Linked DNA regions of Mus musculus: regions 1, 2, 3 and 4 are each linked to region 5. The links are chromatin loops, found by intact Hi-C in ENCODE. Cell type or tissue: heart. All regions are shown on one strand. Links, peaks and the distances in the headings refer to the core of each region. The heading gives the core; the rest is flanking DNA. Region 1 overlaps Gm32659 (a long non-coding RNA gene). Region 2 has its middle 69 kb from the start of Gm14064. Region 3 has its middle 66 kb from the start of Gm14062. Region 4 overlaps Snap25 (synaptosomal-associated protein 25). Region 5 holds the start of Gm32546 (a long non-coding RNA gene).

Region 1 (6,558 bases), core at 606-5,605, 110 kb after region 5:
CAGCCTGCCCCACTCATGAGTGAACACATTCATACTGTCAGAGAAGGCTATGTCCTTAAGTAAGAAGCCATTGGCACACACAAGAATTATGAGCTCTGAAAGTTTATAGATAGGACATCAGTAGGGTCTGCTATAGTGGAAAAACAAGAAAAGAGAGAAACTGAGGGCTAAAGAGAGGGAGCAGCCATAGAGACCTTCTACCAAGCTCGAACTAATACTTGGGGAGGCCAAGTCACTGAACAGAAGTAGGCATTCCATTAAAAACAGCTTTGGAACTCGGTAGTATACCTCATATTTACTGTCATTTTCTTTAGACTTTAGGATGTCCTCAAAAATCAGGAGGATTAAAATTCATATCAACCTTCATGATCTATTCTGGGGAATTTGAAATTCTAAATGTACATGGGAATATTCTAAATGTATTTAAAATTATGATCAATAGTTTAATTAAAAATAAATATCATTTAGCATCCAAAGCTAAGCGTTCTTATAAAAGGTAAGATCTGAACCTGACTATTTTTAGGAGGGTTTCTGCATACACATGCATGCACTGGGCCAATATCAGAAAGAAAATAGCTTAAAGCTCCCAAGCATTACACATGTACTTATTTTTCTGTTTTCTTTTCATTTTTAAATTTTTATAGGGACTGGAGAGATGCCTCAGAGATTAAGAGTACTGACTGTTCTTCCAGAGGCCCTGAGTTCAATTCCCAGCAACGACCTGGTGGCTCACAACCATCTGTAATGCGATCTGATGTCCTCTTCTGGCATGTCTGATGACAGATACAGTATACTCATATAAATAAATAAATCTAAAAAAAGAAAACTTTATAGATCCTTCCCCATGAACATATATTGCTTATATAATTTTTTCATAATATCTTTGAGGAAAAAGTTATTCCTTTCTACTAATGGCCTTAAAATGATTTGTTACTTTAGCCCATGTGAACTTCAGTTGTTAGATCTTGTCTGGGCTGTGATCAAAGATATCAACTTCCAGAATAATGCCTTTAACTCTTCTCTCCTCACCACCCCCCCAGACAACCCTGGTAACATCTGAGGTCAGCCAACCAATCAACCAACCATCATGTAATTAATGTTTATAAGGTTCCATTGTGTGTCAGGTACTGCCCTAGGCTCTAGACAAAATCAAGAATAGTTCCAGTGTTCCTTGAGGGAACTTAGTAATAAAAGAAAACCAACAAAAATGCCATCTTTCAGCAAGACAAAAGAGCAGAGACTCATGATTCTATGAGATTCTTTAGCTGGAGATTTGGATACAAGGAAGTGGGCTGCCTTCAAGATGTGAACTTCAACCTAATATCCAAAAGATACATGAGAGCTAACAAGAGCATCTGATTGGTTAGATTAGGAAACCAGGGCTGCAGCTCTTTGTACAAAAGGATGTAGCCATCGTTTTGTCAAGCCTTAAATCAAGTGTCCTAAAATAATAGTGTGTGTGTTGCAGGGGGTGGGAGTGGGGAACTGTATTGGATTAAGGCCTGTAAGAAGACACAGGAGTTCAAAGGTGGCCACCAACAATGGCTCGAGCAGTAGGCAAGGGGTCCTGACATGAACCTTGGGCTTGAATAAATGAAGAATTAAACAGAGCGATCAGAATTATAAACAATTAAGCAGTCCTGGTCAAGAACTTATCTGGTTGTCCAGTATCTCAGTTTGGGCTCTGCAAGAATAGCTGAAGAAGTCCTTATTGTTTTAGAGGACAGTTGATTTTCAGAAGAGAATTATTCATGCCTCTAGCATAGTGGGTAATTGCTATCATCTGGGGAGTGATCGTCCCATGAGGTTCTACTCTTGCTAAATCCAAGGTGAATGCAAGTTTTAGACAATGACTAAACTATATATAGTTGCAAACTATACATAGTTATGTTAGCATACTCCCCTCATGTACCTCTGCTTTCCACTTTCTCTACCCTCTATCTGATGAGTTCCTTTTGGTCACTTAGATTTTCATCTACTCTCACGCTGTAAGATTTCATATATCTGTATAAAATGAGAAACACGCACAGCATGTGTCTTCTTGAAACTGCCTTGATTCCCTCCAGTTACATTCATTTTCCTCAAGCAGCATGGTTTCTCTCTTCTTATGTAAATGATACTCTCTGGGTTTGTTTGCAGGGCAGCATGGAGAAATTAAAGGGATGCTTCAGCCCATATCTCTGAAGCCTCGACCCTACCAGTATGTGCTCCAACTAGGTTTCTATTCAGTTAGACTTTCACAATTGACCCACATCCTCACCTTAGCTTTTACCCCAATGATAGGACATTTTTATTGCCTGCAAAGATAGGTTACCAGTGAATAAATTGATCAACTGATTATCTAACTCTACTAACAGAAAGGCTTCCTTCTTTCTTGTGTGGTGCTAAGAGCCCACTGCAAGTGGTTCCAGGAATGGGAGTCAGTCCCCCCTAAACATCAGATTCAACCAAATATTTGAGCCTCCAAACTGGGAGCAGATTTGCTGGGACGCTGAGGCCCTCTAGTGGCTATCTTGGGCTCACTCTCTCTGGAACGCTAGTTCTTCCTAGCCTATTAAAATTTCAACCAGCTCTTGGATTTTAAAAGGAAAATAAACAAATCATTCTTTTGCTTCTCCCTAAATATAGAAAGCTAATTTAGGGCTACTTGGATTCTCAGATCAAGAAATTCACCTGGCCGCTTTGCTATCATCCAGTTGCTTTGTGTTTTAAGGAGCTTGGAAGAGCATGTCTGCTTTTGTCTTCAAGGTCTAAATGCCTTCTCATCCCAGAAATGCACAAAGCCTCTAACTGGTTTGAGTCTGCAGATGAGGCAGGTGTACAGGCCTGGGGGCCATGATAACTTTCTTTTGACTCCAGTCTTCGGAGGCAACCTGGTCAGTGACAGGACCATGAGCTATTACTATGTCTTATGGCTTTGGTAAGTAGGCGAGCTCAGAGTGCAGCCTGAAACTGGTGCTGTCAGCCCTTTCGTGAATCGATTTCCACAGTCCCATGGGAAGCTTTCCTAATATAATTAGCCAGCATTGTGGTTGTATCACCTTCATCTGACCCCTGGGAGCTATAAAGAAGCCCATCATACTCACCTGGCTTTCTTCCCAACCAGACAATTAGGCCATTGGCCAGGAGGAAGCAGAAGAAGAGGAAAGGCCTCCATTTCCATATCTGATGACATCTGCTATCCCCTGGGCTCACAAGAGGAAATATAGGCAATGGTACTTTACTGGGCATTAGTATCTTTTAGTTTACAAGCAGTATCTTTTTCGTTGCACAAATGAGGGCATTAGCACGCATTTATCAAGATCACACAACAAAATAAGCAAATAACTCGTCTTCAAACCCACACTTTTGCCAGACCTGCATCTTATCCCACTAAGCTTTGGGTTTCAGGCCCCTGACTCAAAGATTCATGTGACCATGCCTCCTGGGCAGTGGGTAAAGTGTATGCCTATCCAGAATGTCTCAAAGCAATCTTGCTTGAAATACTATGTCCAAGAGTCTCTGCCTTGCGTGTGCAACCTGGAGCCTTCCTGCTCAAAGCACAATAGTGGACTTTGCAGCATCTGGAATCACTCCCAATTAGCCAGTCCTAACTCCCTGGATGAGGCCTATCCCCAGAGCATCTTGTGCTCTCAGACAACCTAAATTTCTTAATGGAGGTTTTGGGCCAGGAGAACTGAGAGGAATGTTGATTGTGGCTTCTTTAGCCAGCTCCCATGGTATAAGCCACATCCAATTCCAAGTGGCCTGAACTATGTGTATGTCCATCAGATACACTAGTGCTCAGGGGGTGAATTTAGCTCTGCTGTGCACTGAATAAGATGTGACAAACATTGCCTGGCAGTGGCTGAATCATGTGCTATAAAACTACCCTTCTGATGTAAGTCCCTCTGTAGCATGGAGAGGGGCCTGAGTCTGCATGTGGTGGAAGAGTAAGAGGTCAGCCTAGGGAATGCCAGCATGACAAGATGAGAGAGGAAGACAGCATTCCTTGCAGAAATTCTTCAGGCTAACAGTAAGATATCGAGGACCCCAGCCCTGACAGTCACCATAATGCATGCAGCTGGGGTCTTAGTTCTGTCTACTGATTCAAAGTACCTCTTTGCTTAGCTTCCACAGAGACATGAGGTTGGCTTGCTTCCTCATTAGCACATTATTTATAGTTGCTTTCTCTTTTATTTTTCTTGTTCCATTCATTTTGAGGAAAATTATCGAACACTAGAGGCACTTCGTTTACATAAATAAGGGTGTCATGTTTTTCAGAAAAGACTGATACGGCTTTAAATCAGCAAACCTAGACTCTAAATCTGTGCCAAATCTCCTTGAAACATAGGCAAGAGGGCCCCACCTGAAGTTCACATTCAGGGTGGTTGAGTGGGGCTGGCACGGGTGCACATCTAGCCAGTTCCTGGGGGTATGGCGCTGCAGAGCTAGCTACAGCAAGCAGAATCATTGCTCTAATCTGTCAGAATTTGCTTTAATTACACACTTACACTTGTGGTTTTTTATAGAGCTTTTCATTTGTATGAAGCTCTCTTTAACCCTTGAATCCTGGCATGAGGGAATTAAAGGGATATCAGAAACCAAGATACAGAAATATAGGCCAAGGATCTCTCCCAGGGCCGTGGAATCAGCCAAGAAGCAAAACCAGGACTGACATGTTGCCTCGCTCTGAGCTGGGCTGTTTACTCTGCATTCTGCTGACTTGAAAGCTCCACATATTCTCTGGCTGCAGCATCTGCAGTATTCTTGGTGAGCTCTCCATCTCAGGCCAGCTTTGTGCTAAGAGTCCCTAACAGACACATATGTCACCAGCACAGTCTACGAGAACGTACGTACAGGCCTCCTACCTAACAGCTCTGGGAAAACAGGGCTTTGGAAAAAAACAGCAGCTGTGCTGGGCCTATGGAGGAGAAACAGCACAATGACTATCCAGTAGCCTAGACAGGTGACTCGGCCCAGAGGCCCTGAACACAGGAATAAACCAAAACACTGCCAAAGCTGGCACCCTGGCTCTCCTGGCACCTCAGAGGAGGTCATGGAACCTTTCTGTGCCTGACAAGATTATTATATTCAGGGAAAACAATTGTTTACATGGAAGAGAATAAGCATGAACGAACTATAGATTTAGGATAGAGTTTAGTCAATTTCTACTGTATGGCAAATAACCCAGTGCTTTAAAAGACAATTATCCATCACAAATCTTTGAGGAACAGGAGAAATGTGTGCAAGGTCTCTCCCTAAACTCTAATCTACTGGGTTGTCATCTGGGCCATGTTCATTAGCCAATGCAAACCCAAGTCAAGCCACCTCTGCTTGGGAGGACACACAACTTTTTTTTCAATTTTTATTAGATATTTTCTTCATTAACATTTCAAATGCTATCCTGAAAGTCCCCTATACCCTCCCCCTGCCCTGCTCCCCTACCCACCAACTCCCACTTCTTGGCCCTGGCATTCCCCTGTATTGGGGCATATAAAGTTAGTAAGACCAAGGGGCCTCTCTTCCCAATGATGGCCCACTAGGCCATCTTCTGCTACATATGAAGCTAGAGACACAAGTTCTGGAGGTACTGGTTAGTTCATATTGTTGTTCCGCCTATAGGGTTGCAGACCCCTTCAGCTCCTTTGGTGCTTTCTCTAGCTTCTCCATTGGGGGCCCTATGTTCCATCCAATAGATGACCATGAGCATCCACTTCTGCATTTGCCAGGCACTGGCATAGCCTCACAAGAGAGAGCTATATCAGGGTCCTTTCAGCAAAATCTTGCTGGCATGTGCAATAGTGTCTGAGTTTGGTGGCTGATTATGAATCCCCTGGTAGGGTAGTCTCTGGATGGTCCATCCTTTTGTCTCAGCTCCAAACTTTGTCTCTGTAACTCCTTACATGGGTATTTTCTTCCCTATTCTAAGGAAGAATGATGTATTCACGTGTTGGTCTTCCTTCTTTTTGATTTTCTTGTGTTTTTCAAATTGTATCTTGGGTATTCTAAGTTTCTGGGCTAATATCCACTTATCAGTGAGTGCATATCAAGTGAATTATTTTGTGATTGGGTTACCTCACTCAGGATGATATCCTCCAGATCCATCCATTTGCCCAAGAATTTCATAAATTCATTATTTTTAATAGCTGAGTAGTACTCCATTATGTAAATGTACCACATTTTCTGTAACCATTCCTCTGTTGAGGGGCATCTGGGTTCTTTCCAGCTTCTGGCTATTATAAATAAGGCTGCTATGTACATAGTGGAGCATGTGTCCTTCTTACCAGTTGGAGCATCTTCTGGATATATGCCCAGGAGAGGTATTGCTGGATCTTCCGGTAGTACTATGTCCAATTTTCTGAGGAACCACCAGACTGATTTCCAGAGTGGTTGTACAAGCTTGCAATCCCACCAGCAATGGAGGAGTGTGAGGACAGACAACTTGAATGCACACAACTGGTAAGTTATGGCCATGTTTGCAGTTTGCCAGAGAACAGTTTTCATGGTTCAGGCGACTCTGAGATAAAAGGGTGAAAACACAGGATTCTGCCTACTTGCTTGAAACAAAATGAAAGA
Region 2 (6,558 bases), core at 464-5,463, 1.2 Mb after region 5:
AGGGAAAGTACAAGCCAGGAGATGGATGTGTTAGTATTCAAGCCCTCAGTGGGCACCCTGCTGCTAGATCATGTAGGAATTCTAGGAGGTGATGGAAGTTGGGGGTTGTGGCATAGTGGATTTATTTATTATTTCCCATCAGTTAAGGTTTAGGCTAGCTGTGGTGTACATCAGCTACCCAGTACATTTGCAGGACATTTGAGCCATTCATAGTTCCCTGATAAAAGCCCTTAGGCCAAATGTCTCAAGAGTAAAAGGCTTTCGATGTCAAGGGAAATGGGCAGGGCTGCTGCTTGCTTTGGCAAGTGGGAGGTGCCAGAGAGAGATTTACAGAGTGAGAGGAAGCTGGGATTTTAGGCCTAGTTATCACCTACTCCCTCCGCTGGCCACACCTTGCTGTAGCCTTCAAATAATGTTCACAGTTCGAGCCAGGATGTCCTTCCCCATTTAACTCCATCTCCCTGGTTTGCAATAAACATTCTCTGGCTGCCCTTTCATCTCATGCATGGTGACAATTCCGGGATGCCACAATCCCTCAGTGCTTGTCCCCAAACACACTGCTTCTCTGTAAAAAGTCCCTTTACTAAATGATTAAAACATACACTTTAGTTCCAGTCTACTGAAACCCATACCTTTGTGCCTCCTTACTATTGTCTTTTTAAGGCAAAGATGACTCTTTCCTCCCCGACGCCCCCCCCCCGCCCCTTTCAGAAGCAAAACAGTCAGTGATAAATTGTATAAAGCCATGAGGGTGCACATGGTGAGGAGGTAACACGCTCCTGATAAGTCCCTATTCTAAAGTCACGTGGTGCAGTTTGTTGTATAAAAGTATTATTATTGGCAGTTTGTTATATAAAACGCATTATTATTGATACCATCTTCCTAGCTCTGTAGCCCATTGTCTATTACTCTGCCAGGTCCCTGGTGGGTCCCATAGCTGTTTGATGTAGAGGAATGCTCAGCAGTGAGCAGCGGGTAGCTAGGCAGGCTCAGCCAGCCAGGTGACGCTTAGCCAGATGGTCCCCTCCCGCCCACAGAGGACACCATTGAAAATCTGAAAGAGACAAAATGTCTATGGAATCTCCCAAGAGGGACCAGATGCTGCTTAGGAAAAAGCTGTTCACAAGATGCAGTCTCTGGGCACGTGGGGCAGAAGAAACCTGTCTGTGGAGTAAAGCAGAATCAGGGAGCCGCCCCTTGTCATTTCAGGATAAAACAAATGCCCTCTCATTTCCCATTTGTGGTTATTAAAATGACCTCTCCCCAAATCAGAATTAAAAACAGATCCTAGAAGAAACTCCTGTACCTACTTTGCGATTTCAGTGGAGAGCTGTCTGCTTCAGGCTGGGCCTGGTCATTTTCTACCCCACCCCCACCATCTTGCTAGTATTTCTTTTGGCAAAAGTACATCCTATTGGAGCATATCCCACAGACCTTAAGTAGGAGGCAGCGGGTCTTGTGGAATGGAGCACTATCCAATGGGGCTCCATGATGGTTTTGTTTGATGTGACCCCGAAATGCCCGCTGGGATCTGTGAACAGACAGTCCCCTGCGGGAGTGCCCTCCGCCTCCCTTTGTCCTGCCCGGCTCCAGGCTGCAGCAGCTGATCTGGTTATTATAATCCTGAAAAGAATTTCTAGGTGGCCACAGTGACCATAAGGAAGCGAGAAACCATAAGGGCTGAAAGCCACCAAGAGCAACACATGGGCTATTGAGCGCTAATCCTGCCCTTAATTAGAGGATGGCCTCAGCCTTGTGGCGCTCTCAGCAATCCAAACTGAGGAGGAGAGGAGTGGGCCAGGGCTTGAAGCCACCATTTACCGAATGTGACGTCATCAGCACCGTTTTTTTAAAAAGAGGCAAACAAGTGTATAAAGAGTCGATAGGGGACAAATCCCGACTGCATTTACGATTCAATTAAAATTGTTGGAGTTTTGTCTGCTCTTTTTCTCTTTACCCCATTTTTAAAATCATGTGCACTTCATCGAAAATGCAATCGTCCTAGATCATTGGTTTACTTACCTTAGCCGCATCAAAGTATGACGCCATACTCACCAACATCTGCACAGTTTTCTCTCAGGCTGTAGTTCTTAGAAATAAAACTGATGGGCAGGCCAGCAAAGAACAAGTTTGCCTCTTCTGAGACTACCTTGTTGACTTGCCAGTCTGACCCTCTGTTTCCATGGCAATAAAAAAGCTCTGTCTTCTTCATTTGAGTGCCCAGAGCATGCTACCACATTCTGCCAAGCTTCCTTCGTTTTAATTTCTCTCCATTTGCCTGTTAGCTGCGTGGACAATATCTGGCCAATGATCCACTAATCATGTTTGATCATTAGGTAAAACATTAAAAAGGAGCCTTTAAGAAGTAAATGATCAGTTTTCAAAGTGTTACGAATCTATCCATGCTTTAATCTAAGTGCACACCTTGCAATAAAATAATTACAGGAAAGAAGATATGTTTTTCTATAACTATCCTGCCCCAACTCTGGCACAATTTATACCTTGATTGATTCTCTTAATACATGGTGTGATAAGGGGCATAATTTTCTTTTTTCATTTTTTGTGAAGGAAGTAATTGAGGTCTAGGTTTTCCACAATTACACAGAAGACTCATAACTTGGGTCTTTAACACCTTACGATGATTATTCTGGGGACTGTGAGCAGATCTCAATACACAGTCAGAGATTCAATTTCCAGGTGCCCCTTCAAGAAGGTGGCAGTTTTCAAATGTTAATTGCCAAAGTTACAATCCCCACCCCCAGGAGGTAAGGGCAGATCAACTCAGGGAGGTAACATTCCACCTGAGGTAGGAGATCTTTGAGAAGCCAGGGTTTTCACCAATTTTCTTGGGGAGATTTGAATTACTCTTTCCATAGAGCCCTGAAATATTCACTTGAAGGAATCCCTTAAGTGCTTGTTGAAAAGACAGCAAAACTTGCTAGGGAAAATGATGGGAGAGGCCTATCGGTTTAACCAAGGACACCTGTGTACTCAGGAAACACAAGTAGAAGCCTGAAATGTGGAAAGAGACTGGATAATAGGACTATTCATTTTAAAGCAAACTCTTTTAGCTTGGAGCAGATGTATACGGACACTTGCTAGCAAACATATTTGAAGTCAGTTATAAGTATTGACTTAATGTTTACTCTGCTTGAAGACATATCATTGCTGGGTTTTTTTGTTTTGTTTTTTGTTTTTGTTTTTTTTTTTTAATAGGATACAGGCCTGGATTAGGAGTAGGAGATAAATAGCCAATTTATATCCTGTCCAGAGTTCTAAAAGAAAGAAATGGAGAGTAAGATTAATTTACCACATTTAAGTCCTGCCAAAGATCCCACTGAAAGGCAAAAGGCTTGTACACATTTATATTGGATCTCACACAATATGGAAGACGACAAAGTATTAGGAGAGATTAGACTAATTAAACTAGATTTTGAGAATGCCTCAAAGAGATCCAAGGTACTGATATCTTCCAAGTAGGACGACAGTGAAGGCTTCCAGAAGCTTGTAGCCCAGCTCTCTGGCTCTGATGGCTTTAGCCATGGGAGCACACTTGTGTATGCAGTGACATCTAGTGACAAAGGAAAATAAAGCCAGCTCAAATGTTCCAAGAGTTTGTTCAGAAATGACCCTGCTGTCCTTATTTCATAATACTTTCTACTGCAGACAGATAAACCAGGTTCCACACCTTGTTCATAGAGGGTCAAGAACAACACATTAGAAAGAGTGAACAAACAAGCCTGCCTGCAGAATGCAACAGGAATCAACAGAGACTCCTCTCCCCTTGTCTATTCTCAAAGCAGCAACTAATGACATAAAATCTGTGGTTCTCAGGAGCTGTTGAAGAGCTGTGAGAAATCAGAACGTCTCATTCTCAAGTTCACATTCAAAAGCTTGGGTAAGACACACGTGCAAATTATCCCACCAAGACGAAGCTTTACATCCCTTATTAACTTTATTCTTTATTGAAACCTGTTCTTTTTATTAATTGGAGACAGTCATGATAAAGCATTTCCATTTTAACTGACTTCAGGATTTGAAGAAAGTTTAGTGTGCTAGATGAGTAAATTCAAAACTTTCTCTCTAGAAGATCTTAAAGTCTTGCCTTGGTTCATGCTGAGTAATATGAAAATCCAGAATTGTCACCTTATTGGTGCTTGGATTGGGAAATAACCTGTGAAGAAGAATTTCTACTGGTTAGATATTTGATCTGTAGTCTGCAGAGCTTGGGCTATCAGAGATATGTTATGGGGTGCAAAGAGTTTCAGGATAGAGTGGGAACTAAGAGTTTGTTAAGGAATGCCTTGGGGTTTTATTTATGATTGCAGATCCTTTAAAAAATACATTTCTTCTACATTAAACAAAAGTTTCTCCTGCATAAAACATATTGGAAAGTTGCTAATTTAGAGATTCCCTTGGAAAATAATATTTGTATTTCTTTCTGTGAATTCCATACAGTAGCGTCTGATCATATAATATAATTACCCCAACTCCTTCCATAATTATTCTCTTTACCTGCGATTTCCCATCCACCAAACTTTGAGTTTTTCTTTTTTTCATTTTCTTCCTTTCTTTATGTGAGGGTTCCTCTGCAGTGTAGTCAACCTACCATGGGTCAAGACAAGACATGCCATCATGTGATGTCAAAGCTGGCTCTCCTTCTTCTCAAAGCTATCAAATGCCAATAGTTTCCTCTAGGATTTTGTTTTCATGTCTCTCCTTCCACGTTGAGCTTGTGCCTCACCACAGCCTGTGCAATTCCATCCGATCTATGGCTGAGCATTCCACCATCTCTTACTGTCAACCTGTTATAAAGTTAGGGGCTTTTATCTTTGCTGATGAGGGTGGGTAGTGGTACCGTTTTATGAGTAGAGATCATTATGAGTCATTTTATAATATGGCCATTTAGCAGAAAACCAGTAGTAGGTTCTCCTTTAGGGCTTATAACATATCTAGGCACATGTTGACAGTGCCTTTTAACAGTCACAGAAAAAGATTTCATCTCAGGGAGAGTACCTAAGAGCCAATAAGAAAGTGATTGGTTAGGTTGGAGAGATGGCTCAGCAGTTAAGAGCACTGACTGCTCTTCCAACGGTCCCGAGTTCAAATCCCAGCAACCACATGGTGGCTCACAACCATCCATAATGATATCTGATGCCCTCTTCTGGGGTGTCTGAAGACAGCTACAGTGTACTTACATATAATAAATAAATAAATCTTCAAAAAAGAAAAAAAAGGAAAGTGATTGGTTACTTTAAAAATATTTGTGCCACTATTGCACCAATTGGCGTATCTTTCCGGGGCAGTCTTTGTTGCAGCTTGCAGCTGGTTCTCCTCTGGTAGTGCAGATACCACCTTTTAGCATTTATAATAGCCAATAGCGGTGAAGTTTACAAGTGAGTACCAGCTTGATTTTATCTATCTATCTATCTATCTATCTATCTATCTATCTATCTATCTATCTATCTATTTATTTATATGCAAGTCCAGTTTTTGGTGACTTCACCAATAGGTTTTTTTTTTTTTTTTTTAACCTTTGAGTACTGGAGGTAACCAAGAACACTGGCAAATAGCTTGTAATGTTGGGGTGAAGGATTTTTAAAATTCCATTGGCCCAAATCTCACAAAGATGTAAACAATTCCTGGTGCTTATGTTTCTATTTGCTAGCATGTGGTGTCCTTCTGTTGTAGAGAAACTTCATTAAAACTCTTTTTATGTATTCACTAGTATAAATTTTAGGAAGCTTCTATAGTCGTGGGTCTCCAAATGGCTTTTTCAAAAGGCCTTTGGTGTTAATTGGGCATCCCATATTTCCTCCTCCCTCCTACCGCCCCCCATCTCCCACCCTGATTTATTATTTCCTGCTCCAGTATTCCCCTCTAATTTTTGTATAATGTAATAGCTTTTCCTCTCTCTCTTGAATGCCCCTCCCCATGACCACATAATAATTTGTTTAACTCTCTGGGTATTCCAAATGCAATACACACATCTGAAGATTCAAAGCAAACAGGCATTCCCCAAACCAGTTGACCTGAGTTCTGTTCCTGGGAATTACATTGTAGGAGAGAATAGACTGTTGTAAAGTATCTTGTGAAGGTCACACTCACCTCCACTTTCCAAATAAATCAATCAATAAATAAATAAATAAATAAATAGAAAGAGAAGAGATATAAATGACTGACTGACCGTATATGAGAATGTTCTAGACTGTTGTAAAGTATCTTGTGAAGGTCACACTCACCTCCACTTTCCAAATAAATAAATAAATAAATAAATAAATAAATAGAAAGAGAAGAGATATAAATGACTGACTGACCGTATATGAGAATGTTCTAGACTGTTGTAAAGTATCTTGTGAAGGTCACACTCACCTCCACTTTCCAAATAAATAAATAAATAAATAGAAAGAGAAGAGATATAAATGACTGACTGACCGTATATGAGAATGTTCGCCATTACTAATCAAAAGAACAATGCATATGAAAATCATGTTGACACATTCTTTCCTTATTATGACTGAAATGGTAACTTCTGGCTAATGCCATCCCTGTTGGGTC
Region 3 (6,558 bases), core at 1,040-6,039, 1.5 Mb after region 5:
CTAAAGTCCCTGATGCAAGCAAAATGGCCTTGTATTTGCATATGGCCTGTCTGCTTTGAAGCATTCTAGATTATTTATACCATGTGAAATATGATTGATGTGAATGTAATTGTTAAACTGCACTCTTTGGTGAGTGAATTATGACAAAATGGTCAGAATATGCGCTGGGAAATTTTTGAAACTACTTTCTATGTACAATTGGTTGAAGGTGTAGGGGTGTAACCCGATACACTGAGGGTTTTTGGAGCAGGATTGCCTCACCAAATCCATTTGCTTTTGGTCTGGTTGCTGACTCTGGTTTCAAGTACTCTGTCCTTCAGCTGGGGTGGAGCAAACTACAGCAAACAGCAAAGGCCCAGGTGGGATTCTTGTGCTTCAGAGGGTAAGGGCACAGAAGGAAAGCATGCAAAGCCTCTTGGAATTTCTCAGGAATAAAAAGAGTTTGCCACTCATTAAGCCTGTTCTTCAGGAGCTTCAGGCTTTACGGACCTGATCATATCTGTGTCATAGGGAGTATGTTCATCACAGCCTCTAGTCTTTCTTTCCCTAAGCCCACAATAATCCACCACTTATCTGTCTGTGTGTATACATGTGTGTAGAGGGGCCAGGGAATGGACTCATGACCCAGAGTAGATTGCCCATACTTCATATATTTATACATATACATATATATTCTGTACATGCATGTCTAAATTAAAGGTTAACTTAAAATGAAACACAGTAAAAGATTAAAAACAATAACTAATAAGAACAATTATAACAGAATACTATCAATAAAAGTTACTTACATGAACAAAGCTAAATTAAAAAATTGCTTATTTCTGAAAATTTCCATTTATTAATTTGGAAAGTGGCTGATTGGAACAAATAAAATTGTAGATCACAAAACATAAAGGAATAGGGCTTAGTACTTGCTTCTCTCTACCTGTTCCTTGATTCTGAAGTCTCAGGTTAGTGGGATGGATCTGCTGGGCTATCTTTGTTGCAGAGACAAAAGCTTTAAGCTGTGGCAGTAACTCAGCTCCACTACACGCGGTCGTATCCTGCATGTGGGTAGCATCTCAGGCTATGGGAAGAATACGGTACTTATATTTGTCCTCTCCACATCACTGGGGATATGTTCCATCACCCCAGGGAAGTCTTGCTTAATAATGAACCTGTAATTATGATCCTCATCCAAATTTTATACAACTCACCATAGATTATAAAAACAGTTTATTCTTTCTTTTTTAAAACTTAGAGGGCCTTGGTGACACCACAGGGCTCTCATTGTTCAGATGAGAATTGAATACAGTAGCTTCAAAAACATCTGTATGTAAACATTTATACACAGTTCTTAGTGAGATATCCAAATTTTTAGGGGAGGAGTCATAAAGAAATTTAGAAAAATAATGACCACATCACCAAACCCTTAAGTATTTCTGCTATGGACTTACTAATGAATTTTCTCCAAGTCATGTTTTTGTGTGTGTGTGTGTGTGTGTGTGTGTGTGTGTGTGTGTATGTGTGTGCCCTTGCGCACTCATTTGTGTATGCATGGATATGTTTGCAGAAGCCAAAGGTGAGATGTCCTCACCAATCTCTCACTGAATCCAGGGCTTCCCAGTTGAGGCAGGCTGACTGACCAGCAAAACCCAGGGAACATTTGGCCACAGCTAACCGTGCAATAATGGAAGTTGAAGAACATTTATGAGATGGGATCTAGCTTGAGGAAATGGGTCCTTAGGAGAGGGATCTAATTTCTCTTCTGGCATAAACTGCCTGCCCCACCATGCCTTCTCTGCCACAGTGAATTTGTACCTTCAAAAGCCATCAACCTAAATAATGCCTTCCTCCCTTCAGTTGCTTCTTGTCAAGTATTTCATCATAGCAGTGATAAATGTAGCTAGTATGTGTTCTGGTGTGTTTTTAAAATTTTGTAATGTTTTAATTACTTTGAAATATTTTGTAACTGATCAAATGAATCTAAGTGATGACAGTGTTGGGCCTCACTTTTAAAATCAGACCAGAAGGTAAGTTTAAAGGAACGGTATCGATAAAAATTTCTTTTCCAAAGATGTGCCTCATGTTTTCTCTTCCCTTTATATACAAAGTGTCTATAATTTTTACATTGCCACAAATTAAAAGGTACTAACCATGTGTTGCATTGTCAGAGTTCAGAGTGTTCAGGACTTGATTCTAAGAATTGAAATAAAACTACAAATACTCACCATTGAAGCCTATACTTAAATATTGTTTCTAACATATTTTGCCAGTGTTGTTTTGTGTTTAAATGTTAATGGAAAGTAGGCATCAAGAGAGATAATTGGGAGGATAACTGGGACACAAGAATGGCTCATTTATATAAAGCCATTGTGGGGCCAACATGATACAAGAGTCTGTGGTCTAGAATCTCTTTCTCTCTCTCTCTCTCTCTCTCTCTCTCTCTCTCTCTCTCTCTCTCTCACACACACACACACACACACACACACACACACGGTTATGGGGGTGCGGTGCTCCTGATTCTTGTCTCTGTCCTTGGCAACTGTGTAATAGTTAAAAGTCAAAACTGCAATAGAGAGTAACAATCCAGATTACTAGAATACTTTAAAAATGGCCAGAAGACAGCTGAAATCTTCCCGTTTAACATCATCTTAAAATGGAAGAATTGCTTAGTCTGTGGACAGGGTTTTTCTGTTGTTGATGTATTGTTGATGTGCTGACTTCCCCAATTCTGGCAGGTATTATTACACTTTGTGTGTTGGTTGTAGCCTTTCTTTTCACCCCACAAGTAGTCATGTGAACCCAGCACTGTAATCCACATGCACACAGAAGCTTTGCGTCCTGAGAGCAATTAAACATTCTAATGATTTTTCTTACTGAGTTCCAACGGAGTGACCTTGTACTCAGCAGCAGCACACAGTTGAAGGTGTGGCTTGATAACCCAAAGAACTTCTCAGCCTGGGTCCATGCTATTTTATGCATCTGTGGAAATAACACTATTTAGATCATTTATGTTAAAGATGACCTAAATGTTTCTTCTAAGGCTGAGTCCACAATTTTGGCAAATTATTACAGCTAAGAGTCAATTACAAAGAGACACCTTGGAGGCAGTGTCTCTGAGCATGCCACGAGAGTCCCATTTGAATCAAGCTACCTACATTTGGGCAATTGTCCAAAGTATTTGAACTTTTCCCCTTCTCTAGTTCTAACACGAACACTAAAAAGCAAACAAAACAATACAAACAAACAAACCCAAAAACTTGTAAGTCTTGTAAATATGACCAAGCAGAGTTTCATTGACTTCATTTTTTTGTTCTTAAAGTTAAATTATGATGTTTCCAACTCTTCTTTGAGGTGTAATGTTGACCATATTTGACAGAAAAGCATAAACAAAGAAGAAGCACTTCAAGCCAGTGTTGTCTCCTGAAAGGACGGGAAACCAGCTCATCGTTCAAATATTATCAACTGTCGCCCTCTGCTGGCTAAATTCTGGAGTTCGGTTTCAGAAGAAAGCAACGCACTGGTTTTACTGTGAGCATGTGTGCAAAAGCTGCATATGCAGATTCTCAACATTTGTAAGGCATCTATGCTTAGCTGAGCTTCCAAGAGTTTTTCGTATTGATTCATCATCGTGGATAAGTTGAAGCCAGGCTGGGACTGATACCTACATCCATTAAAGATGGTTTCTGTTAAAGAGCAGGATACATAAGTCAGCCATGAGAAACAGCTGTCTCTCTGCCATAAGACCAAAAAAGGATCACAACCTATAGATGCTCCTACCTATAACTACCGCATGCTTTTGTGCGTTTTCAGGACTACCTGACGGTTTATAAAGAATACAGGGAATCTTAATCAACACATCTTCTTCCAGGGGGTGTGTCTTAAGGCTTCCTCAAATATAACTTTAGGTTTAATCCATGGGAAATCACAAACGCAGAGTTGTTAAATGTCAGCATTGTCAAGGGACAGAGCCAGAGCAGAGCCAGAACTACAACCCATTTCCAGGATCCTCACCTTACCCATTTCCAAGGATGTTTCTGCACTGTTGTGCACGTAGTCTGTCACACTGGTGCATCAGGAAGCCATTAGGTGTCCCTCTGCCAATTGTGTTTCTTGTCACTGAGACGACAATAGCTAACAGCAAAAACTTAAAAAGGAAAAAGTTCATTTTGTCTCATGTATTTATGATGTTCAGTCTACAGTGGCTTAGCCCTATGTGCTCGAGAAGAACATCATGTTAGTCAGAGCATGCGTTTCCTGATCCCAAAGACTACCTAGAATCCACCTGTCCTTTAAAATTTTATTTGGCAGCTTATTTATTTTTGTCCCTCTTTTATCTAATGTTTCTATCCTCTGAAAGAATGGGTTTGGGGGAGAGACAAGCCATCTTTTTAAATTTTTTTTAATTAGGTATTTTCTTCATTTACATTTCAAATGCTATCCCAAAAGTCCCCTATACCCTCTCCCCCCACACACCCTGCTCCCCTACCCACCCACCTCCACTTCTTGGCCCTGGTGTTCCCCTGTACTGGGGCATATATAGTTTGCAAGACCGAGGGGCCTCTCTTCCCATTGATGGCCGACTAGGCCATCTTCTGATACATATGCAGCTAGAGACACGAGCTCTGGGGTACTGGTTAGTTCATAATGTTGTTCCACCTATAGGGTTTGAGACCCTTTCAACTCCTTGGATACTTTCTCTAGCTCCTCTATTGGGGGCCCTGTGTTCCATCCAATAGCTGACTGTGAGCATCCACTTCTGTATTTGCCAGGCACTGGCATAGCCTCACAAGAGACAGCTATATCAGGGTCCTTTCAGTGAAACCTTGCTGGGGTATGCAATAGTGTCTGCATTTGGTGACTGATTATGGGATGTACCCCTGGGTGGGGCAGTCTCTGGGTGGTCCATCCTTTTGTCTTAGCTCCAAATTTGTCTCTGTAACTCCTTCCATGGGTATGAAGTTCTTAGGCAAATGGATGTATCTGGAGGATATCATCCTGAATGAGGTAACCCAATCATGAAAGCAGTCACTTGATATACACTCACTGATAAGTGGATATTAGCCCAGAAACCTACAGTACCCAAGATACAATTTGCAAAACACAAGAAAATCAAGAAGAAGGAAGACCAGTGTTTTTCTTTAATTCTTTTTACATAAGAATGAAGCAGTGAACCTGATATAGCTGTCTCTTGTGAGGCTATACCGGGGCCTAGCAAACACAGAAGTGGATGCTCACAGTCAGCTATTGGATGGATCATAGGGCTCCCAATGGAGGAGCTAAAGAAAGTACCCAAGGAGCTAAAGGGATCTACAACCCTATAGGTGGAACAACAATATGGACTAACCAGTACCCTCCCCACTCTCCCACCACCCACCCCCCTCTGCATATGTATCAGAAGATGGCCTAGTCAGCCATCAGTGGAAAGCGAAGCCCATTGGTCTTGCAAACTTTATATGCCTCAGTACAGGGGAACGCCAGGGCCAAGAAGTGGGAGTGGGTGGGTAGGGGAGTGGTGGGGGAGGGAATGGGGGACTTTTGGGATAGCATTGGAAATGTAAATGAAGAAAATACCTAATTAAAAAAAATCAAAGAGTTGCTTTAAAAAAAAAAAAGAATGAAGCAGTGAGGACTCTGTGAGCACATGATATCCCGCCGTGCATAAAGATATGTGCAGGAGGTGTGAGAACCTGTTTTGCAAAGATCTTAGCAAATGTTTTCTTACCCCACTCAGAACTGCAGATAGAAACAAAGCAATGATTCCACCCAGGTGGGCTTAGCAAACCGATTTTCTTAACTGGGTTATGTTCAGGATCGTGGCCAGCTTATGGGCAGCTATATCACCAACAAAAGGTATCCAGTTGTCAGCAATAGCTAATTGTCTTATCTTTGGGGAAGGTGCAGGCGGACATCATGAGTCCTGCCACACTTCATGATGGGCTGTCAGTGAGCCTAGGTTTGTATGCGTATCCTCAGGCAATTACAGCTGTTGGGTTCAAGGGGGTGAAGGCCATGCCATGCCTGGTAGACAGTGTCCTCCAACAGCTTGTCTTAGGGCAAATTCTCACATGTGTCTGCATTATGAGCCCAATGAATCAATACAATTTCTATTCTGATTTATTTTATACAGTAACAACTCAGTGCCACTTTCCAGGAATATAAAATGTATTCTAAGAAACCACTACTATGTCAGTCAGTCCTGGGAACTCGTGACTATTATAATGCTAGCACCCAGGAGGCTGACATAGCAGGATTGCCATGGGCACAGGGTCAGCCTGAGCCACAAAATGAGTTCCAGGCCAGCCTGTCACAAAAATAAAACAAATAAACAAACAAAATTGAAGCCACCATGTCTGTATTTATTTCTATGAGCCCACATTCTGCAAACTGTAGTCTTTAATTTTCCTTTGGATTTCCTATCCTCCACATTTATTTAGTTACTATTGTAGGTGGGGACATCTGTGCTCAAATTTCAAAGCAGACTCTGGAGTGCAGGATGTTGATTAAAGAGTGATACCTGTGGATGGCGATGATCTAAGGAAGCATCGTCCTCTCAGGGTGGAGCTCTGGAGCAAA
Region 4 (6,558 bases), core at 795-5,794, 230 kb after region 5:
ACATTTCTTTTCCAACTAAGCAGGCTGATTCTTCTTGGTTCCCTATATCCTAGAGCTGGATTGAAGTCTAAACTACACACATTTCTGTTTTTTAACCTTGTAGTTGCCACTCCCATAGTAAAATGTCAAAATTCTAAATACTGATAGAAATACTAAACCAAAATAGCCAACAGCATCATCACTGCAGAGGAAGGAATGGAGGTTACAAGCATAGATTTGATTACTTGCCTTCTGTCAGAAACACAACGTGATTTCCCCCTTTCGCTATTTACCAAATCACTGGCAGAAGAAATGTGATGTGGTAATGTGTGACCTCCCAGCTCATGGGAAGTTGGGGGAAGGGAATGTCATTGAAACTTTAGGAGGAGGTTGTCAAGCTGGGTCCAGAGGACCTTTCTCAGGTAAGAGAAAAGGAAGATGTGAATCACAGTGTCAAGAAAGCAAGACATGGTGAGTGGGGAAACTGTTTCAAAGAAATTAGTCCTATAAAAGGAAAGAGACTTCAGAATTGCTGTCATTGCTGTAACAATAGCTGTGTTGTTTTTTTTTTTTTTACATTATTATCTTCACCAAGATCGCTAGCTATACTTTTCCCCTGAAAAAGTTCAAGTGAATTCTGATTTTAAATGAACTATGTAAACTACAGTCATGTGTCTGATACAATACAATAGCATTTAGTAAGCCATGAATTCGATTTTAAAGGACAGAGATGCCTAAGGCAAAGACTAATCCGAAGTACTTTGTGGGGGGCCAGGTGTGAGATGGCCTGAGCTATCTCTGCTGCTAGTTCACCAAGTGTTGGTAATGACTTTGTAGTAAATCATTTCAGTTTTACAGGTGAAGTGGCTGAGATAGAGCCAAGAGCTAAATGACATATCAGAGAGCTGAACGGGAATAATTGTAGTCAGTCTGACTCCAGAGACCAGGGTGCTAGCTGAATGTACTTGGTTGCTTTTTGTATCATCACTTTTCTTGCTGGTCAAATGAATCACAGTGAATATACATTGATAGGTAGATAGATGCTAGATAGATAGATAGATAGATAGATAGATAGATAGATAGATAGATAGACAGATAGACAGATAGACAGATAGACAGATGATAGATAGACAGACAGGATTGGACCCAGAGCATTAAGCATGCTAAGCAAGCACTCATCCCCTAAACTATACTGCAGGCCTCTGCACGTGATTTTTTCCCCCATCTTTCCCTCCTGGTTTGAGAATCGAGGCATGCTCACAGCTCTCCTGAAGCAACTGCTTATAATTTCCTGTTTTCAGAATCAGTCTCCTAATAACCCACCAGGGCACTGTAAAACTTGGTCTCCTCATCCACAGACAGTGTTGGTCAGTATTGCTGCTATTCTGACGCAGCTGAAAGGCCTCAGCGACGTGTGTGGGCCTCAGAAGAAAGGCTTTTGGATCCTGTTGTCTCAGCAATGCTTCTGCTGTCAACCTGCAGTCACAGATCTTAGAATTCATGTGTCCTCAGTATCATATCCCTTTCTTAGTCTTTTTTTGTATTCCCTCTGCCCCAAATTATTTGATATCATCTTTCTAGTCAGGCAAGAAATCCTGCCTTTTGCTTCAAAGCTCTGTTCAACATCATCACTGCCTTGAATGTCTGCCCTCCTTATTCAGATCCTTGGTCATCTAGTATATACTATGTCCTGCAGCTTTCCCAAACATTTTAAATTCCTTGTAAAAAATAAATTAGGTTTGAATTTTCGCTTCAAGATTCTACTTTTCTCATCTCCTGTGTCTTACTTAAAGCAGTTTGTTGGCTTTTATTTTCTAACTTCTGCTCTCCGTCTGCCATTTATAAGAGAGAAAAAATACCTCTGCAGAATTTCTGAACTGCTAAGTATTTTAAAAAGTCATATTTCTATATGACCTGAATCATATGATACAGTGTAAACAAAAAATGATCGCACATGGTTGAAGGTACAGTGGTCCAGCACCTGCTTACCATATGTGAGGCTCTGGGTTATATCGGAGAGGGAGAGGGAGAGGCAGAGGGAGAGGGGGAGAGGGAAAGGGAGCGAAAGAGAGGGAGGGGGAGAGGGAGAGAGGGAAAGGGAGAGGGGGAGGGGGAGAGGGGCAGAGACAGGGACAGGGACAGAGACAGAGACAGAGACAGAGACAGAAAAATCAATCCTCTTATTTCAGAAAAGACTCCTTGCCTCTATAGTTGACTTCAGATTCCAGCTTTGTTCATCCAGGTAAACTGTTACAAGGCAAGAAAAGATTGTCACTGATTGTTTTCTTGTTGGTTTTCTGCTGACTCACAAACATTATCCTTTACCACAGTTAACTGGTTGTTATACACAAGTCTGTATCCCAAAAAGATATAGGGGAAAATCCTGTTTTAAAGATTAATGTCCCTTTTTCAGTCAGTCTAGAGAAAGTGACTTTTGATATCAACTTGGGATTGATGCTAAATGACTGCTCTGCTAAGTTTATGGCTTCTTGTTTAACCAAGAAGAGATAAATCTGATCCTTTTGCTGCTTTTTGGCCTGATAATCCTACGATTGACCATTCTGTTCGATCTGCTGACTCATTTCTTGGCTTTCCAGGTGGAAGGCCCGTTTTTTTAGACATCAAGGGCAAGATGATTCCCCCCCCCCCCCCCCAAAGTGTTAAGTTCTACAAACTGAGCTTCTAATCTCGGCTTCCCCTTCACTTATTTTATTCTGAGGACACTGGTTCTAGATTTTTGAACTTAGAAGATGACATTCCATGGCTTCAATCAGTGCTTTCTGCCCTATACTGGGCAGCATGGGTGGAAACGAAAGCCTCTCTCGGGTGCCCCCCTGAGGCCAGAGTTCAGCCCTGCACGCCTGCCTCATTTCTGTTTCAGAGAATGTGCTCAGATGAGCTTTGAGAGACAGGCAAACTGTGACTGAATTCCCTTTCCATTGAGAATCTGGGGCCAAGGTGTTGATATCCTTTGTTTATATTTCTCTTTTTTTTTATTTTACAGCTTCAGAAAATACTGACTAGGAAATACAAAGCAAACATTTCTTAAATTCCCTGTAGTTAGTAAACGTTTGCTTGATGGCCAGCCATACTTAAGTCACACTGTGACTTTTTTTATTGCTAAGTAGAAAGTAAAGTGAGATAAATGCCAGAAAGCCTGCTGGGAAGAACATCAGTGAACTGGTTTCATATGAGGGAGTCTTGTGGAATGATGCCTTTTATTTTAATGAGAAGTCATGAGATCTTTACTAGAAATCAAAATCATATTCCTGGTTTATGTTTGAGAATTGTTGAACATAATGGGATTTTCTAACTTGTCCATGAACTTCTCAAACATCATTAGCGTTACTGCAACATATTCACTCATTCATTCAGCAAACATTTTCTGAACAAGCTACCAATTAGCCAGAAAACACTATCCTGGTTCTGCAGACACAGTAGTAAATAAAATAAATGTCTCTGCTCTCAGTATGACATGCTAAGCATACCCTATGCCGACAGAAGTACTTTAGGAAACATGTTTTAAATAGGATCTCTTTCTTTTAACCCAACTTAGAAGAGAACATGGAGGCTAAAAAGATTGTGCAGTGAGTAAGGTTGTTTGTCTTGCAAGCAGAAGGACCTAAATGTAAACTCCAGAACCCACATGAAAAACAAGGCATGGTGGCCCGTGCCCACAGTCTTAGTGCTGGGAAGACAGAGACAGGAGGACTGGGGCTTGCTGGCCAGCTAGTCCATCTTTAATAATGAGCTCCATGACATGAAAAGACCCTGCCTCAAATGATGCAGATGTTATTCTTAAACACCTGACATTCCTGAGGCTATTTTCTGGCCTCCAGACATATAAGCACATGAATTCATGAACACCCATGCATACCCAGGTGTATGCACACACATAAAAAAAACTCAACAGATGCAGTTGACCTAAGGTTTTCTGTATTAGTCAGTACCTACCTACAATAAGGCCACTCTATCATGAATGAATATATTAAGAAACATTGTCACCTAGACTAAATAAATAACTAAGATATGCCTTTGGGTAAATTTGTCTTCATTTACATGGCAATCATAAGACAATATATATCCCTTAAATATAGTTTTGTATTTCAGCATCCGTCTTCATAGGGATACCTGCCTGTGTAAACCACTTCTTACCAAGGGGAAAGAGTAAAGCATCAAGAATCTTGCTACCGCCGGGTGATAATGGTGATAAGCTTGAATTTTGTAGATAAGTAGAAAAAGTTGATAAGGATTATGGGATACAACTATTGCCAAATATAAACGTAACTACATTCAATAAATGAACAATAACTATTTAATTGTCTTTTTTTCTTTAGAGAAAAGACTTCTTAGCTAGAAAGTCTGTAGGGCCTACTTAATTGATTTGACTATTTCCCAAAAATTAGCTGGGCGGTGGTGGCGCACGCCTTTAATCCCAGCATTCGGGAGGCAGAGGCAGGCGGATTTCTGAGTTCAAGGCCAGCCTGGTCTACAAAGTGAGTTCCAGGACAGCGAGGGCTATACAGAGAAACCCTGTCTCGAAAAACCAAAAAAAAAAAAAAAATCTTGCTACCTTTTAGGCCAAAAAAAGACTACGCTGCAATCTGAAATGCTTGGAACAATAAAAAGCCAAGGTGACCAGGAGAGAAAATGCAGTATTTTTGTACTTTCCTCCCCTGAAAGTGCCCCATTATGGGCCATCAGTCAGAGATTGAGAATGAAGTAGGATATAGGTTAGTTTTCCAACCCCTACTTTTAGACTTTACTTGCGTTTATCAGTTAACTATGTTCCCATTTCCACCTCCCTTGAAGGTTTATGGCATAACTTTATAATTACCTACCTATACCTTTTTCTTCCTTAGTAGAATATAGAAGCCCTAGAGATCAGAGATAGCAGCTCTTGATTTCTTAGTAGCCGTCATGCACCAGATCGAATGGGATAAGCAAGTGACTGAAGATATCACCATGTTTTTTGTTTGTTTGTTTGTTTTTTCTTCAGAGAAATGAATTTCACTCCAGTAACTAGTTCTGCCTTGAATCAACCAGAAATTTCAATCTGGAAAACACACTAACTGTTCTGTAGCTCTGCAGGTCGATTCACCCTAAATGTTGGGATAAGATTATGTCTGAAAGAGGTGTTTGGCTTACCTTGAATAGCTACCAGACTATGGTAAACAACTTATTATTCTACTATGATGTTGTATCATCTATCAGCCAGGGGTTAAAATGCTGATGAAGCATAAAGAATTCTCAAGAAAAGCATTGCTTAAAAGCAGAACTGTATTCAGATATTCACGGCCATTACCTAAGAGTGATTTAACCCATTTTCATATAGGAAGCCAAGGTGTTTAGCGTGTCTTGTGCATACATTTAAAGGTCTATATTAATCATTAGGATCAAATGATATTTTTAATCGTTGCCCATACATAGATTGAGGCATTGATTTGTGCCTTTGGTCAGCCCTTGTCTTCAGAAGCGCACACTGCTTCATTAGGATCGGCATGGTGTATACGTGCTGTCCATCTTGATTTGGCTTTCTGCAAAAAATGTCCTTTAACATCCAGCGTCCAGCATCCACTTTGTTAGAAGAACAAAAATACGCATAGCATATCAGCTTCATTTATCTTAGGAAAACCAATATTTATCACCAACTGAACAAGGATTTTTGTATGTCTTTTTCTCCATATTTTCTCATAAAGGAAGTTTTAAAAAGTAGTAGATAGTAACTCTGTGTCTACTTTCCACAGAATATATAAACAGTCGAATGACCACAAAGAAAATAACAACAAATAATTGGCTAAATGACCCCTAGATAGTACACTCAACTTTTGCTTAGGTTATTTCACATAATCTCCTTGGAAACATTTAAACTGTTTGGAGCTCTTGTCTCTCTGACTATAAAGTCCACATTTTTTTTTTCTTTCTACCCATGAGTTTTCAACATTTACATATAATTCATTGAGGCTTTCTAAACACAGTAGTTCTCAGCCTTTCTAATGCTGCAACCCTTTAGTGCAGTTCCTCATGTTGTGATGACCCCCCCACGCCCAACCATGAAATTCTTTCATTGCTACTTCATAACTGTAGTTTTGCTACTGTTCTGAATCACAATGTAAATATCTGATATTCCGGATATCTGATATGCGACCCTGTGAAAGGGTTTTTTTTTTTTTACCCCCTCACCCCACAGGTTGAGAACCACTACTGTAATAGACTGCATGCTGCCAGTGAGTCAGCAAACCTCCAAGAGCACAGTCTTCCAGGCTAAGTCAGGTGCATATGATGGTATGAGTGACCAGAGACAGCTAACGTTCAGATGAGTTCATTGAGCACTGAACAAAGAGGCAGAGGTTGCACACTACCCCAACCATAATAGCTGTGCAACCTTGAACAACTCACCTAAACTAAACTGATTCTATGTAAAGAAAAAGAGGTGGCTACTATGAATGCCAAGTGGATGTCATGAGGCCTTAAGAAATTACTATTGCTGCTACCTCCCACCCTATGAAAGGGGAAGGCAGGTCTCTGTGTTCCATTAGCCAATGTTTACCAAGTGGTATTGCTTGCGTTCTTGATTGA
Region 5 (6,558 bases), core at 719-5,718:
AGTGAATATTGAAGGTATTCTAACTGAGATTAGTGGCTGATATTACTAGTACAAAAGAGCGTTATAATATGAAATTAATAAATATAATTCAAAAGCTGGAGATGAGAATATACTGATGTACTCATTTTCTTTTATTTGTTTGTTTGTTTGTTTTATACTCCAAATTTTATTCTCCTCCCAACTGTTGCAGATCCTATACCTCCTCCCCTCTCCCCTGTCTCCAAAGGGATGTCTCTACCCCACCCCAGCAGACCTCTAATCTCCCTGGGGCCTCCCGTCTCTTGAGGGCTGGGTGCTTCTTCTCTGACTAAATCCAGACCCGCAGTCCCCTCCTGTATATATGTGTTCGGGATCTCACATCAGCTGGTGTATGCTGCTTGGTTGGTGGTCCAGTGTCTGAGAGATCTCAGGGGTCCAGATTAATTGAGACTGCTGGTCCTTCTATAGGGATGCCCTCCTCCTCAGCTTCTCCCAGCTTTCCCCTAATTCAACCATAGGGGCCAGCAGTTTCTGTCTATTTGTTGGTGCAAATACCTGCATCTGACTCTTTCAGCTGCTTATTGGGTATTTCAGAGGGCAGTCATGATAGGTCCTTTTTGTGAGTGTTCCATAGCCTCAGTAAGTGTTAGGCCTTGGTGTCTCCCCTTGATCACACCTTGGGCCTGTTTCTGGACCTTCTTTACTTCAGGCTCCTCTCCATTTCCATCCCTGCAGTTCTTTCAGGAAGGAACAATTATGGGTCAGCGTTTTGACTGTGGGATGGCAACCTCATCCCTCACTTGATGCCCTGTCTTCCTGCTGGGGGTGGGCTCTACAAGTTCCCTCTCCCCAATGTAGCGCATTTCATCTAAGGCCCCTCCCTTTGAGTCTTTAGAGTCTCTCACCTCCCAGGTCTCTAGTACATTCTGGAGGGTCCCCCCAAACTCCTACCTCCCGAGATTGCTTGTTTCTATCCTTTCTGCTGGCCCTCAGTCCTTCCCCCGCCCCCCCCCCAATACCAGATCATGATCTCCTCTACCCCTATCCCCTTTCCCTCCAAAGTCCCTCCCTCCCTCCCTTCTCCCTTTGATTGCTTTCCTCTTCCTCCCAAGTGGGATTGAGGAATCCTCACTTGGGCCCTTCAGCTTGTTGACCTTTATGAGTTCTGTGGACTGTATCTTGGGTATTATGTGCGTTTCTTTCTTTCTTTCTTTCTTTCTTTCTTTCTTTCTTTCTTTCTTTCTTTCTTTCTCTCTCTCTCTCTCTCTCTCTCTCTCTCTCTCTCTCTCTCTCTCTCCTTCCTTCCTTCCTTCCTTCCTTCCTTCTTTCTTTCTTTCTTTCTTTCTTTCTTTCTTTCTTTCTTTCTTTCTTTGGCTAATATCCACTTATTAGTGAGTACACTAATTAGTAATCTAACTTATTAGTAATGTCCTTTTGGGTCTGAGTTACTTCACTCAGGATGATCTTTTCTAGTTCCATCCATTTGCCTGAAAAACTCAGGATGTCTTCGTTCTTAATAGCTGAGTAGTATTTCATTGTGTAAATGAACTACATTTTCTGTGTCCATTCTCCTGTTGTGGGACATCTGGGTTGTTTTCAGCTTTTCAAGGAAAAAAATCAGGACATGTTGACTATATCTGAGAAACATGACTTTTTTTTTAAGATTTCCATGATATTTCGGACAATTCTCTCAAATGCTGAAGGAAAGTGTTAACTTTTACCTGATCTCCACAACCTCCTCCCTATTAAACAAATGCTTCCTAAACTGGAAGAGCATGTCACAAATGACTCTATCTTGTGTTCACAGCCCTCAACAGATTACAAAATGCCCTCATGCCATTGCTGATCCCTAATCATATGACATCTTGGTGGCTTCTGTACATTCTGAGTTTAGTTCTTCTGAAATAACAAAATGGAGGGCAGGGAGGATTGAGGGTTATCAGGGTCTCTCTCCTCCCCTCCCCTCCTCTCCTCCCTCCCTCCCTCCCTTTCCAACACAGAAATGGTCCCAGCTTGATACTCCATTTGATTTGTGTTGAAACACCAATTAATATGTTTTTCTTTCTTTTTTCTTTTTTTCTTGGATCTCATTCTGCAGTTAGTATGACTCTTAGATAAATAGCAGTTGCTTCCAGTTCCCTCCCTACACACAGAAGGACAAGTTCACAGTCAAAAAAGGGACACACTTCATGCTCCACTGCTCCCAAGCAGAATCAGCTAAGGTTTTGCCATCTTGCTTCGGCCCCTTTCTGGATCCCTTCCTCACTATACCACACATGGATCCTGGTCCCCAGCCCTGCATCAAGCCAAACCCTTACATGCTACTGTGTGATAGTCCAAGTCAAGTGCTCTTCCCTTCCCCTGTCTTTCAAATATTTACCAATCTCTTATTTGCAAGCCACTGATTCTAAGTAGCCAAACACGAGGAGGCCGTGCTGGGGGCTACCAAGCTTCCAAACAGCCATGACTCACTTTTCATCCAGTTGATCAGACTCACTGTTCAGCAAAAATATGAAAAAAGCAGAATGTCTACATTTTCTGCAAGCAAGGATCTGAAAATGAATAATATATTCATAAAGTTATTCTAATGCCCCATTGTTATAAACATGTACTAAGTACATCTCCTAACTTCATTTTAAAAGAAGATAATAATCTACAACTCTCAGGGTAACATAATATATAAGTGCGTAATAAAACATATATGTATATATTATATGTGCACACACACACACCCTCCTGAATGCAGAAACAATATTTAAGGAAATAAAAGCAAACTAGGTTGCCTAACTGGCTAATGTTATTGGGTTGCTAATTTTATATGTTTTCTAAGACAACACATTCATTTACACTATACCTTAAAAGGAAAACTAATAACATTGTTATTTACATAAATTATCATACCAAAGAAAAGGTGGTGTAGGAACATTTGTTTGCTCTGAAATGCCGTTTTCATAATGAAGAGCTATTACGTTACCGCAAAGGTTCTCAGCAGAACAAGCACAGAGCCATGGAAAGTGAAACCAGCTTCCATAAAAGCTGTAAAATCAGGAAAGAAAAAAAATCAATAGAACAGGCCAGTAGGTGGCGCTGTTGATGTGTGTAATACACAGAAAGGGGCGGGGGTGGGAGGGTAGAGAAAGGAGGAAGAAAAAAAGCAAGGGCCTGTGGGAAAAACAAACACTGACAGAACACCCCTGGAAAATGGCCCTAACTTCTACAGTCTCCCAAGGCTTACAGAGTCGTTTCTTATTCTCTCCTGTCTGAGCTGCATCACATTTCACTGTCTCACTGGACTCAATGAAGAGTTCAGTGTTTGTGTTGTAACACAAAGCTGTAGCCAGTGGGCTGTTTTCATATACAGGCTGCAAGTTTCAACAGAGCACTGGCATTTCTCATTTAATGTGAACAGACACTTTCCCCACAGGTCAAAAGGTCTTGGAGTATGGAAAGTAGCATAAATCTCCTTAGAATGTATTTAAGGCCTACAACTTTGGGGGGAAATTATTATCCCACAATTATCTTTTGCTTGGTCAAAATATACACACGTGTGTGTGTGTGTGTGTGTGTGTGTGTGTGTGTGTGTGTGTGTGATATGTATGTATACACATGTGTGTGTGTATGTATATATACATATGTATATATACATATGGATAGAGGAACAAACTGATTATTTGATACTAAACTAATATGCTTTTGCAACATTCAAAATGGCTCTTAAAAGCAATAGCAGCTATGTGAAGAGAAAGGGGCTCATATAGCTGTCTGAAAAACAGCCATCTTTTCAGGAGCACAGAGGTTGAGACCTTCTCCTTTCTATGTGATAGGATTTATTGTCTAGTATCTGTTTTGTAAAATCAGTTTTCAAGGTTCAGAAAGAAGTCCTGGTATAGAAAACAAGGAAGTCACGTTGCAATTAGAACTTCAACCCAAATAACTAAATGATGAGCACGTTACCCCAGCTGCTATGCATTGTCCTAGTAGCTGCTGGTTACACATTGTTCTTGACTCCAGTGGTCTCACAAGAAGATATTGACCTGAAGTAGCTAATTCGTGAAACATCTTCAGTTGCTGCTACTTCAAGTTGCATAACAAATTGAAAAAGGAAGAGGAACAGAGAGGGGGGGAGGGAGGGAGGGAGGGAGGGAGAGAGAGAGAGAGAGAGAGAGAGAGAGAGAGAGAGAGAGAGAGAGAGAGAAAGATGCATCCCTGTGATGATAGCTTACATTATTTAAGCACCCAAGGCTTTTTTACCAGACTTTGTATTCATTGATTCCTTTTATCTTTGCAATGACCTGAGTCAGGTGCTATCACTGCCCCTTTATTTCAACAGAAGACATTGACATTGAGAAACAGTAAACAGCTCCCAAGGACGAGCCACTAATAAGCTACGGGGAAATCTTTAAATGCAGAGGGGCAGAAAGATGCATGCATTTACCATGTACCCTGAATTTAAATGCGGACTGGCTGAAGGACATACCCATTCATCACGTGGCTTCCAAAGACAACAGCGGACATTAAAATGCAGAGTTTAAGTTATGAGAGGTGTGCCTGAATTCAAAACCAAAGTCTTCATGCTTTACCGAAGATAGGAAGTTCTCGCTTGCACCACATTCAGTCTCGTTTTTTTAGGTAATTGCTGACTTGCCAAAATGACATTACCCTTTGATATAGAGTGTGTCTCAACTGTGCCTGACTAGATAGTTCACTTTAGTTATTTCTCTGTACTTGGCCGTAATTCTGTTGGGAATGTCACACCCAATCATTACTGTGAGCACCACTACAAATTCAGACAATCCATTCTTCCAATTGTCTTCCAACAATATAAACCCCTACCAGAGAAGCCCATAGTGCTAGCTTACTGGTGGGCTATAAAGGGGGGGGGTATTAAAATTTCAGACCTATTCATCCTGGCAAGAAGAAGAAAAAAGGTTATCAGGTGCCTCTAACCATAGGCATCCAATATCCTACCAAGGACTTAAGAAGATGCTAAACCAAGAATCTTAAAGCTTGTAACATTTTACTCCTGGTGACTGACTTTTCTTCTATTCTTTTTTTTCTTCCTATTCTTTCTCCTTCTATTCTTAAAATAGTTTTCTGCTACTAAAAGGAATGCTAATTACCTTATTCACCTGGGACTGAATTATACTGTGGGTAAAAAGATACCCCACTTCCAAATCTGAATAGCTTGCAACATCAGCACTTCCTTTCTCGTCCATTGTGTGTAACACTCACAGATCAGCTGTGGGTCTTGCATCTGGAGCCCACCCAGGCTCAAGAACCATTCTCTCTGGGGCTTGTGGGTCAAGAGCTGTGGAAAAAGCATCATGGTAAAACCACAAAATACAAAACATAGCTCTCACACTCAAGACTGCTTGCTGATATTTCTAAACACGTTTTATTGGCCAGAGCAAGCCATGGAAGGAAGCCTCGTGTCAACTGACAAGGAAGACTTGATCCTTTTTATAAGCCTGGAGGTTCACCTAATTAATATCGAGAAGATGTTATAGTCATCATATTTAAGTGTATTATATGGGGCTACAAAGGCTTCTGACTCTGTAAATTAATAGTATAAAATACAAGCCAATACAACATCACCTAACATTGATGGGGGAAGAAGTGTCAATGTAAGCGAAGTACATCTTGACCTTCCCCTGGAGTAGTGCTTTAGGGAAAAGTCTTTTCAGGGTATATTCATGACTTGGAAAAGCACAAAGCAGAACTCAGGGGCTGCTGAGTCTAAGGTGAAATCACTCCACCACCAGACCCACAGCATGTATCAGGTCACGCAGCTTGCTTTGTAACAGAAAACTCCAAGCTTGTTCTAACTCACTGCACTGCAGTTCTTTTCAGGTATGTTTCCTGGACTTTAAAGACTGATGGAGAGCAGAGAAGCCTCTGGGTGTCCAGGTACACATAAATCAGGGCAGGGCATCATTTGGCTTCTGAAAAGTTCTGAAATGTGGGTGGAAGCAGACATATTGATAGGGAGCCTTGTGAAATTTGATCTGGAAATTAAGGGATATTAAATGTATGATTTGGCTGCAGTAGCCAACTGTAGCCATTTTAAATGGACTGAAATCTCGATGGCTACTGGTTTAATCTGTCACTAAATAAGGGAATCTGTATCCTGAGGGGATGATTAAAATGAAGGTTTGAAATGTTATTTTTTTGGAAAAGTCAAAGTGAGATCTAGTTTACATCCAGAGTGGATCCATCTGTAAAATCGCAGACATCAAACCTCTTTCCGCAGTAGAGTTGTGTTGTCTAGCATAGCTAGTATCAAATCTGAAATGCTTATACAAGTATGTGTTAGAACAAGAATCACGGTCCTGGAGACTTATAAGAAGAGTTCCCTTGATTCTTCCTCTGCCACAAATCGATTTGTGACAGAAATTACCCTAGTTGTCACAAAGAGAGGTACAGAAGGCAACAGTCTCCATGTTTACCTTGATTTCCAGGTTAGCTAGACACAGATTTTTTAATCTCACATGTGACACAGATGAGACTTGCCATACTTTTTTTGCTGAGCCCACCTCTCTCTGTGCTCTCGTCCCATCTTTGTTTGACCTTGGGATTTCC

What was found. A loop is a pair of places that touch in the nucleus more often than their neighbours do. Peaks named below come from ENCODE experiments on the same cell type or tissue, not always from the same donor. Only the 100,000 strongest peaks of a DNase experiment are listed, where the experiment ranks them.
Region 1: it touches region 5 in a loop (3-fold over the local background); 14 of 42 quality-filtered maps call a loop at or near these places.
Region 2: a loop joins it to region 5, with 4 times the contacts of the local background. A loop is called at or near these places in 5 of 42 quality-filtered maps.
Region 3: a loop joins it to region 5, with 12 times the contacts of the local background. A loop is called at or near these places in 18 of 42 quality-filtered maps.
Region 4: a loop joins it to region 5, with 9 times the contacts of the local background. A loop is called at or near these places in 13 of 42 quality-filtered maps.

Annotation. Positions count from the first base shown.
Region 1 is chr2:136,594,163-136,600,720 of GRCm38, forward strand. All of the region lies in intron 2 of Gm32659 (a long non-coding RNA gene), which reads right to left. Among named protein-coding and RNA genes, the nearest start is that of Ankef1, 65 kb to the left of the region's middle. In heart, for the core only: a CTCF peak has its summit at 2,514 (motif pointing left); no DNase peak of the experiment used is centred there.
Region 2 is chr2:137,729,060-137,735,617 of GRCm38, forward strand. No RefSeq gene overlaps it. Among named protein-coding and RNA genes, the nearest start is that of Gm14064, 69 kb to the left of the region's middle. In heart, for the core only: a CTCF peak has its summit at 3,575 (motif pointing left); no DNase peak of the experiment used is centred there; H3K27ac peaks cover 86 bases.
Region 3 is chr2:137,939,494-137,946,051 of GRCm38, forward strand. No RefSeq gene overlaps it. Among named protein-coding and RNA genes, the nearest start is that of Gm14062, 66 kb to the left of the region's middle. In heart, for the core only: a CTCF peak has its summit at 3,469 (motif pointing left); no DNase peak of the experiment used is centred there.
Region 4 is chr2:136,717,624-136,724,181 of GRCm38, forward strand. The region is part of intron 1 of Snap25 (synaptosomal-associated protein 25); the gene reads left to right. Among named protein-coding and RNA genes, the nearest start is that of Gm32659, 6.6 kb to the left of the region's middle. In heart, for the core only: a CTCF peak has its summit at 2,818 (motif pointing left); no DNase peak of the experiment used is centred there.
Region 5 is chr2:136,482,882-136,489,439 of GRCm38, forward strand. Gm32546 (a long non-coding RNA gene) reads right to left here and starts at 3,522. Exons shown (of 6, transcript XR_866766.1): 1 at 2,881-3,522; 2 at 2,452-2,531. In heart, for the core only: CTCF peaks have their summits at 3,067 (motif pointing right) and 3,283; no DNase peak of the experiment used is centred there; H3K27ac peaks cover 421 bases.